2 separate regions of the Homo sapiens genome follow, and region 1 is linked to region 2. Evidence: chromatin loops called from intact Hi-C (ENCODE). Cell type or tissue: Caco-2. All regions are shown on one strand.

Evidence for each region. Peaks named below come from ENCODE experiments on the same cell type or tissue, not always from the same donor. Only the 100,000 strongest peaks of a DNase experiment are listed, where the experiment ranks them.
Region 1: a loop joins it to region 2, with 8 times the contacts of the local background. A loop is called at or near these places in 4 of 110 quality-filtered maps.

The regions. Positions count from the first base shown.
Region 1 is chr12:87,991,596-87,999,595 of GRCh38, reverse strand. C12orf50 (chromosome 12 open reading frame 50) reads left to right here. Exons shown (of 13, transcript NM_152589.3): 4 at 1,406-1,561; 5 at 2,950-3,027; 6 at 3,109-3,222; 7 at 4,853-4,963. Among named protein-coding and RNA genes, the nearest start is that of C12orf50, 34 kb to the left of the region's middle. RefSeq lists an enhancer at 3,711-3,770. In Caco-2, a CTCF peak has its summit at 3,826; a DNase peak (open chromatin) is centred at 3,815.
Region 2 is chr12:88,049,390-88,057,389 of GRCh38, reverse strand. It overlaps RLIG1 (RNA 5'-phosphate and 3'-OH ligase 1), which reads right to left. Exons shown (of 7, transcript NM_001009894.3): 7 at 7,230-8,000. CEP290 (centrosomal protein 290) reads left to right here. Exons shown (of 54, transcript NM_025114.4): 50 at 1,673-1,814; 51 at 2,977-3,050; 52 at 3,644-3,738; 53 at 6,957-7,036; 54 at 7,976-8,000. It overlaps LOC124902977 (a long non-coding RNA gene), which reads right to left and starts at 2,889. Exons shown (of 3, transcript XR_007063393.1): 1 at 2,118-2,889; 2 at 370-483. It also overlaps the pseudogene RNA5SP364. In Caco-2, a CTCF peak has its summit at 4,516 (motif pointing right); a DNase peak (open chromatin) is centred at 4,529.

The DNA.
Region 1 (8,000 bases), 58 kb after region 2:
CTAAAGTAGCTGCAGCATTTTTCATTCCCAACTGCAGTGTACAAAGATTCTAGTTTCTTCACATCCTTGACAACACTTGTTATTGTCTTTTTAGTAAAGAAATTAATCATTGTAATCGTTGTAGTATGAAGTGATATCTCATTTGGTTTTGTTTGTTTTTGTTTTTGTTTTGAAACAGAGTCTTGCTCTGTTGCTGAGGCTAGAGTGCAGTGGCATGATCTCGGCTAAATGCAGCCTTAACCTCTCAGGCTTAAGTGATGCTTCCACCTCAGCCTCCTGAGTAGCTGGGACTACAGGTGTGCGCCATCACACTTGGCTAATTTTTGTATTTTTTTGTGGAGATAGGGTTTAGCCATGTTGCCCAGGCTGGATCTTATTTATTCTTTCTGTGTCACCTTGGGGTTCTGAGTGTTTCTTCATTATCTGGCTGAGAGGGCTGGGAACTGCTTTCCAGCAAAATCTGGGACTTGTTGGCAGGTGTTATCATGGCTCACCCCCATGTGCCAGGGGGCTGGCTACTTTTCATTGACTGCTTTTTCTTTTGGTGTCATATCTAAAAAACTTTTCATGACCTAAGGGTTCTTCTATGAGTTTTATAGTGTCAGATCTTTCATTTTGTTCTTACATCCACTTTGCATGAATTTTTGTTTCTAATGTGATGAAGTTGTGCAACTTAATTACTTTGCATGTGGCAATCTAGTCGTCCCGGCAACATTTGTTGAAAATACTATTTTTTCCCCCATTGAATGGTCTATGTACCCTTTTTGAAAATCAGCTGAGCATAAATTGATTCATATAAAGATTTAGTTCTGGTCTTGCAGTCCTATTCCAATGATACATCGATCTACTTTTATTTTTATGCTAGTCCAGATAGTCTTGATTACTTTAGTTTTGTAGTAATGTCCATATAAATTTTAGAATCAGCTTCTCAATTTTTGCAAATAAGTCCATTGGGATTTTGATAAGAGTTGTATCATACCTATAGATTAATTCGGAAAATATTGCCATACCAAATACAAATCAGTCCATAAACAAGGATATCTTTCCATTTCAACATTTCTTTAACTTCTTTCAACAATATTTTTATTTTATTGAAATAAGATAAAAATCTTTTTCAATATATATATTTTCAGAATCTTTTTCAGAATATAAATTTTGCACATCTTATGTTAAAATTAATTCCTAAATACTTTTTTCTCTTTGATGCTATTGTAAGTGGGATTATTTTTCATTTCATTTTCAGTTTAATCATTGCTAGTGTGTAGAAACACAATCCATTAATGTATTATTATTGTACACATTTTAAAATAATATATAGTTAATTAGGAGGGCAATGATTGATTGTTACATCTACTTATCATCACATATATCTTGAACAGACTGAAATGTTGCATTTTCTCTGCAGATATCACACTACAGAAAGAAATTCAGGAAGGAATTCCACTCCAGTCCCAGAGTCAAGAACCTCTGAAACCTCAGGAAAATATATCACGACCCATCCACCATCCTTTAGTTTTAAAAACTAATTTTGAGGAAGAAGAGGAAGTAGATGAACAAAATGGTTAGTAGAACTTTTTTCAGGTTTACAATACACATTCAAAAACCTCACATTTTTTACATATGTGTTTAACTGTAAAGGTTTATGATGTAATATATAAGGCAGATTTTGCTGAGAAAATAACTATAATTGTATTAAACTAATTTAATTCATTATGTTCTAATTTGCTACATATTTATGATCTTTTGGATTGGAAAGTTTTTGTTGTACGATAGCTGGGAGACAGATCTGATGCTTAAGTATATTTAGGTGCTTCATATACACCATGGAATACTATGCAGTCATAAAAAGGATGAGTTCATGTCCTTTGCAGGGACATGGATGAAGCTGGAAACCATCATTCTCAGCAAACTAACACAAGAATGGAAAACCAAACACCACATGTTCTCACTCATAGGTGGGAGTTGAACAATGAGAACACATGGACACAGGGAGGGGAATGTCACACACTAGGGCCTGTTGTGGGGTGGAGGGCCAGGGGAGGGATAACATCAGGAGTGATACCTAATGTAGATGACGGGTTGATGGGTGCAGCAAACCACCATGGCATGTGTTTACCTATGTAACAAACCTGCACGTTCTGTACATGTATCCCAGAACTTAAAGTAAAATGTATATCTATATAAATGTATATATATAGATATTTATATATCTACAGATGCTTATAGAGATACTAATAAGCTATGTTTTTTATATATGTTTCTAAAACATTGATGCACAAGTGTATCTGTTTATCTACATATGTATTAATAATATATCAGTTTCACATTTAATCCTGGAAGTTATAGAGATCTATGTAGTAGTTAATAATCTATAAATCACTGTCATCTGCATTATTCTAAGTCATCCTCACAAGAGTATGAACAGGCTTAGGACCCATGTCTTTTGCATTTTAGTTCATCCTTTGCCTCCCATATCAACCCAGCACAGTGGTGCCAGAAAGTGTGTATATACAAGATAAACATGAAGAAAAACTCTCGATCTGTCTTTGTGCTGGAATATGTCCTTCTATGGACTACGGGACACCATAGTTTCTGTGCTTAGGAGTACACTGAGCTATTTATTACTATTTCTGTGTGCTGCAGCTCCATGTCTCTCATGCCTACATCAACCTCGAAATAAACATACACCATCTCAACATTGAGTCTGTACATTCAGCGTCTCATTTCAAAGTACATAATACATAGCCCTTTGTTTTCTCTTGACATTGTTTTGAATACTTAAAATGTAGCAATTTGAAACATGTACTAGTATGTAAAATTATTGATTTTAGAAATATAAAAAAGTAATCTATCCATGAGAACAGTATTTGGGGTTTTCCTTTCTGGTTTATAAATTTTCAGATTAATTGGCTTTGGGACAATTTAATTTAAAAAATCTATATCCTATAGATGCTTCTAGTTTATGGACAAAGACCCCTGAAGAAATTGAAGAAAAAAGAGCAATAAAGGAGATGTGTTATAAATCTGGTAAGAAATCAAACATTTTTGTATTTTCTAATACTTGATGTGATAAATATACTAACCATTACTTTTCTTATGGTTGATTAGGGGAATACTACAGATTTCATACTCCTCCAGATATTTTGTCATCAAAAAGCATGACACCTACAGCAGAAAAACAGTTAGAAAAGCCTTTGGAAAATGGCAGTGAATTGCAAGAAGGTAAGAAATGAAAAGGCAGCATTCATAGTGATCTATAACATATACTTGGTGTGATAGACTGAATTATTTAGTATGATGTACAGAAGAATAAAGTGATAAATAATACATCGTAATTGAGCACTAGAAGAAAGTGTTTGTATTGGATGACCCAAAGCTGCTATTAATGGGATTATGTTATCCTAGAGAGGTGACAGAATGAATAGACTTCATTAACACGTAATGACACTACACACTCCATGGGGTAATGCTGTAAATAATTTGCTTTTACCATTTTATTTGTCTTTGAAATAAATCCCCCTGCCAAAGAGGTCTAGATTTTTCTTTCTGAATAGAAAAGTAAGACTAGCCCAAGAAGAACAAAAGAGAGATCACAGAATGACACTAGTGGCAGAACAGAGATTATTTGGTCATTGAATGAAAGTCTTCTGTGGACCAGACTATTTCAGAGGCCATGCTGGAGAACAAATCGAAGGCTCTGCTTTTTATGGCGCTTACCTTTGGAGAATCTGATTTACTGTGGATGAACATCTGCAATATGTTGTGCAAGTCTGTTTTGTAGCGAACTATTCAAACGTGGCGATAGGTGGCAGCAACACACCATCAGACGGAGAAGAGCCCGCAAACCTTGGGAACCATATAGGGAAGGACAGATTGCAGGCCAGCACTGCTCAGAGAAGAAAAAACAAAAGGAAACAAAAACAAAAGAAGAAAACAAGTTAGCAATGAACATTAAAAAGGGCAGATTATAAAGACAATTATATGTACTTTTGCTTTATATTATGCTTTAAAAGGCTGTTTATTTTTAAATAGTTTTGGTTAATTCCTATATACCCTTCACCTAGATTTCCTTCAAACGTTAGCATTTTACCACATTTGAATTTTCACTCTCTCTAAATATACACATTGTTATTATAATCTTCTGAATTGTTCGAGAGAATAAGTTACAGACATGATACCTCTTTGCTTTTACATTAACTGTAGTATAAATATAAAAATCAGAAAATAACCACTGATAGAATATCATTTATAACCTTCTTTTCCCACAAATTTTACCAATTATGCCATTAATGTGCTTTATAGTAAAATAAATTTTTTCCCCTAGTCTAGGATCCAATCCAGAATCACACATTGCATTAGGTTGTCATGTCTCTTTTATTTTGCTTTTAATAGTTTATTTTAGAAGAAAATTATCCAGAAATGCATGGGGAAAGCTGAGAGTATTATTTAATTATCAGTGTAGTTAGCATTTTGTAGTCAATAGTGACTCTAATACTTTTTATCTGATTGTTCATGGTGAACAGATAAAATCAAAAGTAATATTACAAAATTCCTTATATGAGAAACATATCAAACTAGATATATTATGTATATACAATAGTGTTAGATTGCTTACAATTTTTAATTGCCATTGAATAAATAATCCAAATAGGAGAATATACTTGCTTACTTCTTTGTTGACACAGAATTTAAAACTCATGTATTTATTAATTTATTGTTTATCAGATCACTGTGCAAACAATACTTGCATTAACTTTAAAGCTTTTTTACTTTCATCATGCATTCTATCATAAATTTCTTATTTAAGCATCTAATAATTTCTGGGGTGACTTTTTTTTCTTCTTATTTCTAGGAGATAGTCTTACAGTTCCGACAAAACTTAGCCAATATGAAAGGCAAGGTGAAATAAAAACATCATTGCATGGGAAACCAAAGACTGACATTGCTGCTTTTGAAAATGGAGGTGAGTTAATTTATTACTGATTGACCCTGAATATATCACCACATAATAAATGAGTCTGAATTTTATCTTTTACAACTAATTTTCTTTTTTTGTCCATGTCATGTTTAACACAAGAGTTTGGAGGTATATCACAAAATCAGTTGCTTTCAGAGACCAAAATCTCTGCCAAATACCTTGTGCGAATTTGTGTTCAGTGTATAAGACATTCCATTTTTCATATTTTAATGAGAAACCTGTGTGTGTGTGTGCATGTATGTGTGTGTGTGTGTGTCTGTGTGTAGGCTCAACTCCAGACTATAATGAATTCAGGTGTTATGTATGTGCTGTAATATACTATAACAGAGCTATAAATGAAGGAGGCACTTAATAAATCATTTGATTAAGTCTACTTTTTATTTATCTACTTATTTATTTATTTATTTATTTATTTATGAGATGGAAGTCTCACTTTGTCACCTAGGCTGGAGTGCAGTGGTGCGATCTCGGCTCACTGCAACCTCCATCTCCCGAGTTCAAGCTATTCTCCTGCCTCAGCCTCCTAAGTAGCTGGCACTACAGGTGCGTGCCACCACACCCGGCTAATTTTTGTATTTTTAGTAGAGACGGGGTTTCACCATGTTGGTCAGGCTGGCCTCAAACTCCTTACCTCAGGTGATTTGCCCGCCTTGGCCTCCCAAAGTGCTGGGATTACAGGCACGAGCCACCGAGCCCAGTGGACTTAAAGTCTACTTTAAAGGAGCTATATTCAAATATATATCATTTGTCATCACATTCTAACTGTGTATTATAGCTTAAATATTTTGGAACTGCTTTTTAGCATAAACATGTTGGAAAATCTGTCCTTTGACTGAAAATTCCAAGCGTTTGTTTTGAAAATATATAGAGATTTTGTGGGGAGGTTGAAAGGTGTGGCTGATGGGAAGAATGTGTGTGAAGAGTAGGAAGGAGGTTGAGAGCAGGTATCAGTAAGTACCAGTATCTCTTAGGCATATTGGTGATACTTTCTGCTGTCCTGGTGTCAGCCATTTTCTTCTGTGTGCCCCCCACTGCCCTTTTTTTTTGGTGCTAAGGTAATTTGATTATTTTTTCTCCTTTCTTACATCTGCAGCAGTTTTAGTCTAGCTGTTTTAGTCTAGCTGTAATTGTTTTAGTCTAGCTGTAATTGTTTGGTTGCCTTGAAGCAATAAGTTTTAGCTACAAATTAGAAACACTGGCAGTCTCTCCTAACGGAGTTCCCACTGTCTATTTAACCTATATAAGTGGGATCCACTTAACCCGAGCAGTTCTAATCGAACAGTTTGTTGAAATATCATTAAATCAGATAGCTTTTTTGGTTAATAAAAGGTTATTTTTAACCATTGATAGACTAATGGTTTCATATAAAAATAAACTTTCCTTCACGTTGTAACATTAATAATATATTACCTACTTTGTTGGGAGTTAGAAAATGTGAGAATGTCATTATACTGTCATTAGCCTAATATTAATAATATTGTTAGAGTAATGAACTAGTTGAAAAACCATACTAAAAGAATATTTAAAAAATTCCATTATCTGGTATACTAAGTTCTGGTATAGTCAAGCTTATTGATTTTCCAGGCATCATAATGTTCTCTGTGTCACTAGATAAAATAATCTTCTGGGTATGTGTATATGATAGATATATCTAAACATATTTAGGCTCCTGCATTCATAAGACATCTTTGAAATGAAGATGATCAAAACTGAAATTATAATTAATGAATTAGTATTCATTTCAAGAAAAATACTTGAGGCATTGTCTTGTCTTAATATTATTTTAATGTGTTATTGCACTTTAATAAAGTTCACAGATCTGAAGTGAATAGCTTGTTAAAATTTTACTTGTGTATGTATCAATATAACCATATTTATGGTACTCCAGATGGCTCTTTCTCTCCAAGTCAATAGTCTTCTCCCAGTGGTAACCAGTACTCTGGTCGCTATTACTATAGGCTAATTTTGCATTTTTTGACCTTTATATAAGTGGAAATATACAGTTTGAACTCTTAGTTTGGATTCTTTTACTTAATGCTCTTTGTATTAGACTGATCCATGATGTTGATTGTAGCAGTAAATCTCTATAGATAGATAGATATATACCACATATATACACACATATCTACATGTAAGACATATACTGTATATGTGTACATATATATGAAAACAAACGTGGGCATTTCTCTCTCTATGTATATAGTATATATATACACACAGTTGATACACACACAAACACACACACAATTGATTCTTGTTATTCCTGGTTGCTATATATAAAGCTGACATGAACACTGAATTAGCAAACACTGAACCATTGCTCCTCGGGGAACTATGTACACACACACATATACCTACATCTCACACAGATTATAATCTTAAATCGTAGAAATTACTCATCCTGGTATATTCTGTTTTCCTTATTTTACAAAAGAGAAAACAAAGTTCAGAAGTCTTAAGTGACTCTCTTGAGGTTGCCTCACTAACAAGCCTCAGAACTGGGACTCAAACCCCTTCCACCTCTCCCCAGAGCCAGAGCTTCTTCCACCATGCTGTGCTGCCCTCTCCTGTCTCCAGCCATTCTCTGATCATCTCTGTATGAACTGAAATGAGAATGCTGAGCACTGCCATTGTTAGACCTCAGCTAGGAATGTGCGGGTCCAGCAACTCAAAATTTTCACCACTCTGCGTACGTTTGCAAACAACAAACAAACATAAAAACAATGCATGAAAGCACCATGAGTATTGATATTGGGATTTGACAGACAATATTTCCAGTTTGGGACTATTATTAACATTCTTGTACATGTCTTCTAAAGGCCATATGCACACCTTTTCTTTGAGATTAGCTTGCTCTGTATCCTTACCCACAATTAGTATTTTCAGTCCTTTAACTTTAGCCTTTCTGGTGAGTGGCTAGTGGTACATCATTGTAGTTTTAATTTGTATTTCCTTGATGACTCATAATGTTAGCACCTTTTCATAAACTTATTGGCCATTTTGACTTTCTCTTTTGTCTGGT
Region 2 (8,000 bases):
GAAATCTATTTATTCAACAGATATTTACTTAGTACCTCCTATTGCCAGACTCTGCTTTATGTTGGATATTATTTTTTAAAAGCCCACCTTGCCTAGATTTCCTCAAAGGACCAGGTGGCTTCCCTGGTTTTGAAAGACCCTAATTCTTACTATGATCTTAAGTAAATTATATCCTTTCTGTGGGCTCAAGTTCTTTCTAAGAGGGCTCTTTGGGGCTACAAAAGAAATTGTTAGTGCAAAAAGAGTTTATAAGGTTTATAAATGGTTAGTAGAGGTGATGATGATATTTAACCATAATTGAAGATGACTTTGCATTTTAGATCATATACGTGTTTTTCGTCTGAGAACGATACAGGTCACTGAGCATACCATAAGCCTTCAGTAAATCATTTGCAGAAGACATTGCAGAAGACATAAGTCTAAGTAGAAATCTCTTGACAGAGAGAAGGCTCGTTTTGATCCTTGACCTCAAATTTAGGTTCCCTAAATCCATTAAAAAAGAGAAAGAAAAAGAAAAAAAGTTACTAAAGTTTAAATCTGGGAGGATTATATACCCTTCTCAATAAAGCAGTTTAGAGAGATCTCTTTTGGGACCCATGACACAGGTCTTGCTCATGCTGACATCTTTATAGTTGCTTTATTATTTATTCAACAAACTTAGTAACACGTATTCTATGTCAGGCCTTTTCCTGACTACTGGGACAAACCAGGGTGATGTGGGGGCTGTTTTAGATAGGGTGATCAGAGGAGGCCTCTCTGTTTGGGTGGCTTTTGAATAGAAAATTAGATGAAGTGAAGGAGTAAGCTTCTGATATTTCACTGTTTACTTGTGGTAGATCTGTGATAATCTCTGTCAGGTTAAAAACATTCCCTTCTAATCTAAGTTTCTAAGATCTATCAAAAGCTGTTTGAATATATTTAGACAATCATAATTTTCCTTTCTTGTATTATCCTAGCAGATTTTGTTGCCAAAGCTATACTGGCCATTTTAACTTAGAATGCAGTCTTTCTATTCATTTCTCTGGAAAAGTTTGGATATTGTAAGCATTATTTTTCTTTAGGTATGATGAACCTGCAGAACTGTTTGGTTCAATTATGAATTTTTTTTTTCTGGAGTCTGTATTTTTTTGAACTATTAATCATTTCTTTAATGATTATAAATCTATTCAGATTTTTACAAGCTTTATCCCTCTCCCATCATACACTATTTTTCTTACCCATGCTTTTGCACAATTTTTTCCTCTCCCTTAGTGTTTTCCTACCTAGATACCTCCTATGTGTGTCTGTGTATGTGAGAAAAGCTTTTTATTTGCCATCTTTATATTTCTAAGAATATCTAGTAATACAGAATTTTATATTCTGAAGAATTTTACTTTGCATTTTCTTATTTTGTGATTGAAAAAAGGTATTAATTTTAAAATGGTCAAATCAGGCTCCATCCTTGGAAAATACCCAAATCCTTTATTTTGATTGGGCCATCTGTTAATTAGGGATACCTTATCTCTTGCCACCACTTTTTAATGCTAAATAAATATGTAGCTAAAACTTTGACTAGAAGAAACAGTAAAATAAGATATTCTTGCTTATTTTTAGTACAGTTATTTGAACTGACTTTTAAATCAGTGACATAAATTATTTGCCATGTCTATACTTTTTTTCCTTATACTTTTAGAATGTATGAAACCAAGTTAAAAGAATTGGAAACTGATATTGCCAAAAAAAATCAAAGCATTACTGACCTTAAACAGCTTGTAAAAGAAGCAACAGAGAGAGAACAAAAAGTTAACAAATACAATGAAGACCTTGAACAACAGGTAAGTAACGTAATTTTTCTTTACATGATAAAATAATGCATAATATCGCAAGATGTTCCTTGCATTGTCTTATATAGATAAAAATGGACTCTATTAAGAAGACCCATCTAACTGAAGGGCACCCCATTCACCCATTTGCTTAAGCCAGAAACTTTGGATCATCAACGACTTCATTCTTTTCATTCTCCACATTTTCTATCATTAAATCATGTCAGCTCTATTTTCAAACTATATCCTAAATATGACCACTTCTTGGTATCTTGAGACATCACTACCAGTCTTGTCCAAGCTATTGTTTTATACCTGAATAACTGCAATAATTTCCAAGCTGGTATCTCAGCTTCCACTCTTGGATTATTTCACCCTATTTCTATTTCTGGGCTGTCTCCACACAGTTGCCAGGTAACCCTTTTAAAACATAAAGCACATCACAAAGCACAAAGTCCTATCCTCAGAATCTTCCAGTGGTTCTCCATCACCCTAAAATAAAACTTAAAAGTTCTTTTCATATCCCAAAACAACATATGAGGTCTGGCACCCAGTTTTCTTCCCAATCTCATCTTCTACTACTTTTCCCTTCATTTCATTCACAATGTTTTAACCACAGTAACCTTCTTTCAGTACTTTAAACAATCCAAACTCGTTTAAGCGTCAAGTCCTTATACTTGTTTCCTTTGTTTAGAATACTGTTCACCCAAATATTCTCATAGCTTGCTCCCAGACTTCATGTCTCTGCTGAAATAGAGGCTCCTTAGAGAGACCTTCCCTAACCCTAACCCTAACCCTATACTACTTGCCATCACTCTTTATCCTCTTACCCTGGATTATTTTTTCTTGATAGCTCTTCCTACCATCTGGCACTATATTACATCATATCATATTAAACACACATTCTTTGTGCTTCCCCACTAAACAAGGACCATGCAAGATGGAACATTGCCATTTTGTTCACTGCTGTTAGCCTCTGTGCCTAGGACAATGCCAGTTATGCAGTAGTTACTCAATACTTGTTGAATGAATGGTGAATAGAACATAGAAATTTGCCTATGCGTGCTTTTGAAAACCATATTTTAATATTACGCTTTGTTAAAAATGTGTATCTTTATAAATCCTCATATTTCCATGGCAAACCTTATCTTCTAACTTTTCATTGTCCTCAAAGATTAAGATTCTTAAACATGTTCCTGAAGGTGCTGAGACAGAGCAAGGCCTTAAACGGGAGCTTCAAGTTCTTAGGTACATCATGTATTCATATGACTACTTTGTTTTTTTCTTTAAAAAAAAAATTATTAGTTTTTATATACTCCGAATTGCTACAACTAGAGACAAGCATTTTTCGACTTTACTGCCTAACAGGCTTATTAGGTCCTTATTTCTTCCCTCTAATGCTAATCACTCTTTTTCATAATACACACTAGAAAAAAAGGATAAACCCAACTCTAAGTTTCCAGTTTGTAATTTAGTTTAAACTTTTCTAAGAGCATAGAATGAGTTAAACCTTAGCTTCCCAGAGGAAAATACTAATGAAAGAGAACAAGTAATTTTTTTACTTTCAGGGGTCTCTGTAGCCTGCTTTCATTAAGCTCCTCTTATAACGAAACCACACTTGCAAATGCCATCAGGTCAGATATTAAGAAAAACGTGAAGGCTTTTGTATTCCAGGCTTTTTGTTTGAGAATGGTGACATTGTAGCATTGAGAGTAAATGTTTACTTCGATAAAGGCTAGCTTGTTCTGATTACTGTACATCACTAGTTCATAAGAAATGCCCATATATTTTATGAAGCAATATCTGCTTTATTTTTTTAACACATTATCATTGTGTTCTAGATTAGCTAATCATCAGCTGGATAAAGAGAAAGCAGAATTAATCCATCAGATAGAAGCTAACAAGGACCAAAGTGGAGCTGAAAGCACCATACCTGGTAATGTATTTTAAAAAACATGTTAGCTACCCCCAAGTTTTTGAATTTGGGTTTGCCTTTTTTTTTTTTTTTTGGCTCAGATTTCTGATCATTGTCTCCCTGTAAAATCGAATTCCTGATAAGCTTTGGGTCTTTTGTCTCTCTGTGCTATTAATATAAAAATATTCCCATTTTTCTCTTTGTGTTGTTTATACTATAGAGTAGCAAGTACCCAAGTGTTCTTCTCTTTGTTCTCCATCTGGGTGTTACAGATTTAATCACAATACAGTGCTAAGCAATGAATACTAAATCTGTTGCTTCCAGTTTCTAAGTATAGGCTCTTTCAAGTCCTCTGAACATTTTTAAAAACTGCAAATAAGTAAATACTGCCTATATTTTTTTCCGTTTACAAAGTAAAAAGAAAATCTTTCTGCTCCCTTCCATTCCCATTCAAAAGTGATTACTAATCATTCCTCATTCCTGCATATACATACACACATATTTTGTATACATATATATCACACATATGCATACATGTGTTTGTATGTTCATATGTACAATGTACATATCCTCATTATTTGTGGATTCTGTATTTTCTAAATCACCTCCTCACTAAAGTGTGTATGTAATCCCAAATCAACACTCGCAGCACATTTGCAAACATCCACAGAGCCTTGGAAAGTTTGAATAATCCAACCTACATGTCCCCAGCAGAAGTCCAACAAGGCAGTGCTCAGTATCCTCATTTCAGTTTTCATAGAGAAATGAGCAGAGGATGGAGACAGTAGAGGGCAGCACAGCATAGTGCAAGAAGCTGTGGCTCTGGGGCCTGGTGGAAGGGATTTGAATCCCAATTCTGAGGCTTGTTACTGCTCTAGCCTTAGGAGAGTCATGTAACACTTCTGAATCTTGTTTTCTTATGTAAATAAATAGAATTTACCAGGATGAGTTATCTTTAGGATTTAAGATTATCATCTGTGTGAGATATGTAGGTGTATGTATATATATGCGTGTATGTATATATATGCGTGTATGTATATATATGCATGTCTGTACATATTTCCCGTAGCAGCAGTGGTTTGATATTCACTAATTGGGCTAACTTTATAGACCAAAACTACTATGGATAGAGAATACTTTGTTTGCATTTACGTATATATATTTTCTTGGCAAGTAACATAAAATTGAACTAATACTATACACATTTCTAGCATATTTGCCTTTAACAGTTTATCATGGACATCTTTTGAGGTCTGTTCATAAATTATCTCATCCATTTAATAATTCCATAGTGTATTATTGCATGTATAAGCACATCGAACCATTTATGTTTTGATGGATATTTAGTTTGCTTCCAAGTTTCTGCTTCTATAAAATATGATTAATCTATTGACCTAATTATGCCATTGTGATAGGATGATAGAGATGCCATTCTCTCCAAAGGATTATACCAATTTATATCTGAACTATCTTTGACTATCTCTTGTAGCTTTTTCAGTATGCTATGTAGTCCTATTACTAATTTGTAATAAAAGCCATCATGTGTGAGTTGTACTAGACACTATGCTAATTGCCTTACAAGCATTCTATATTTACAACCATATATGATAGGTATTACTGTCTCCATTTTATGTGATAAACAAATTCAAAGTGGTTAAGTAACCATTCCCTAAGCCAGCTAGGAAATAGAGGCAGGATTAAAATCTAAATGTATGAAACTCCACAGCTCCTTGGCATTCCTAGTCCTTAACCCGCTATGCTATGCTACGTCTTGGTAACTAAAAGTACATATTAAATACTCTCAAAATATGTCTCATAGCAGCCAGCTTGGTATGTACACTAGACACAGTATTAATGCTGTTGATGTGAGGAAAATTTTATAATTTTCCTTCCATCCATATACTAACCAGGCCCAACAGTGCTTAGCTTCTGAGATCAGAGATCAGGTGCATGTGCATTAAGGGTCATATGGCCATAGATAGTTCTCTAATCTTTCCATTCCTCAGTTTCTTAAGGGAATTTCTGAACCCTCAAAATTCCTTATTTCCTAAGTAGACAGATTACCTGTCATTTTTCAAAGATTAAGGCTTAAGATCAAACCAGAACTGTTTTGGAAATTCTAAATCACTGTCTATATAAATGGCAAGATAACTTTTAAGATATTTATACCAAGCCCAGTACAGTAGCACACCACACCTGTAATCCCAGCACTTTGGGAGGCTGAAGTGGGTGGATCACATGAGGTCAGGAGTTCGAGACCACTCTGGCCAACATGGTGAAACCCTGTCTCTACTAAAAATATAAAAATTAGCCAGGCATGGTGGCACTTGCCTGTTATCCCAGCTACAAGGGAGGCTAAGGCAGGAGAATCGCTTTAACCTGGGAGGCAGTGGTTGTTGCAGTGAGCCAAGATTGCACCACTGCACTCTAGCCTGGGCGACAGAGTGAGACTGTCTCAAAAAAAAAAAAAAAAAAAAAGATACTTGTCCCAGCCATGAAAATGTTTGCTGCCCCTTACTTTCGCAAACTTTTAGTATTTTATTATTTTTCAATGGCTGTAAAATATGACTTATTAAATGTAGTATAATATAAAGAAAAGAGATATCTAGCAAAGATAGCATTAAAGCAAAAATCCTATTTGCCTGCTGATAAAGTTAGAGGTGTTAACTTGGAGGGTGAATCCAATAAATTAGAACTTTTGTGCTATATTTGGAGACTTTTGTTTTCCTACCAAAGTATCAGGGCTATGTCTTACTTATCTTTGTATTACACAGCCTGCATGACACGTTTTGCACATAGTAATTGCACAGTAAATGTGTAATAACCTACATGGAATAGCCAGTGTTGTGTTGGATAGCGGGAGCATTTGGCTAGCTTATGGTTATAGTCCCTTACCCAACAGTCTGCTTTTCTTCTGTTGTACTTTTAGTACCTAACAAGTTTCCCTGGCTTTAGGATTTTTTCCATGTAAAATTTCTATCATGTGAAGAAAAAATAACTTGGCCTACACTTCTAATACCTAGCACATACCTCTTTCTGCCTGCTATGAAATTATAATACTTGATGGAGGGAGGCAGCATTAAGTGTTTACATCCTGAAGTATTTCAGCCATAACATCCAGTGTTTTCCAGGTTCTAGGTTTCATAAAATGTATCTCTGTTCTCTAGAACAAATCCATTACCTTGAACTCATTCGTAGTGGGAAAAAGCTGAGTCTAATTTGTATGACTTTTTCAACAGATGCTGATCAACTAAAGGAAAAAATAAAAGATCTAGAGACACAGCTCAAAATGTCAGATCTAGAAAAGCAGCATTTGAAGGTAATATTTAATTATATTTTAGTATCGTTTTGTGAAAACAGCTGTTGAAAACTATTTTCATTACCATCTTTAACTACGTATCCTAAAAAATTCAGTAATAACATCTTATATTTGACCTTTATATTGCAAAGTTAATTATGTTCATCTGACTATTCCTAACATATTAGAGTTAACAAAAAATTCAGACTCAACATAGGATTAAGTAGTAAATTTATTTTTTAATTGTAACAAATATATGCCATTAGTATGTTCTTAAGTTTTGGGTCACATTGGCAACAGTGTCTTTATTTTTTTTTTGAAATTCTTTTCAGGAATCCTAAGGTTATAGTTCCCTTAAAAAAATATTTGCTGTTTTACCTCTTTTAAGACTGTAAACAGGACAAAAAGGCATGGATATGAGAATTAGCTAGTGATCACTGGCTATTCTAAATAGTCACTAAGGCTTGAATTGTCTCTTCACCAGATGCCTGTCAGAAGTCCCAAAGGTTTCCCTGATCATATTAATAACTTTATAAAAAATTGATCATTATTCATTAAATATTAGATATTAGTAAGGAAAATATAAATGAAGTCTAAACCAAAACTCTTAACCAGACTAACTTCAATGTTATGAATCACAAAATCTTTTTGATTGATTGCTCTATTGACAAGCTCTTATATGCTTTTAGAGAAAGATTAAGTCCCATTATAAGAGATGATAAATTTTAGTCAAAGACTAGAACACAACTTACAGAATACATAACTGGACTTGACAGTTAACAACTTAGTTATTTACACTGTACAATGGAACAAAGAAAAATCTTAATTCTTCTGCCTTTATTGCTGTATTTGACCATTCAGGAATACTTTGGCTTTCATATTTACAATTAAATCTCCTTGTTCAAACGTAAAATATGTATATTTCCTATATGCAACTTTTAAAGATAATGTTTCCATTAGGAGGAAATAAAGAAGCTGAAAAAAG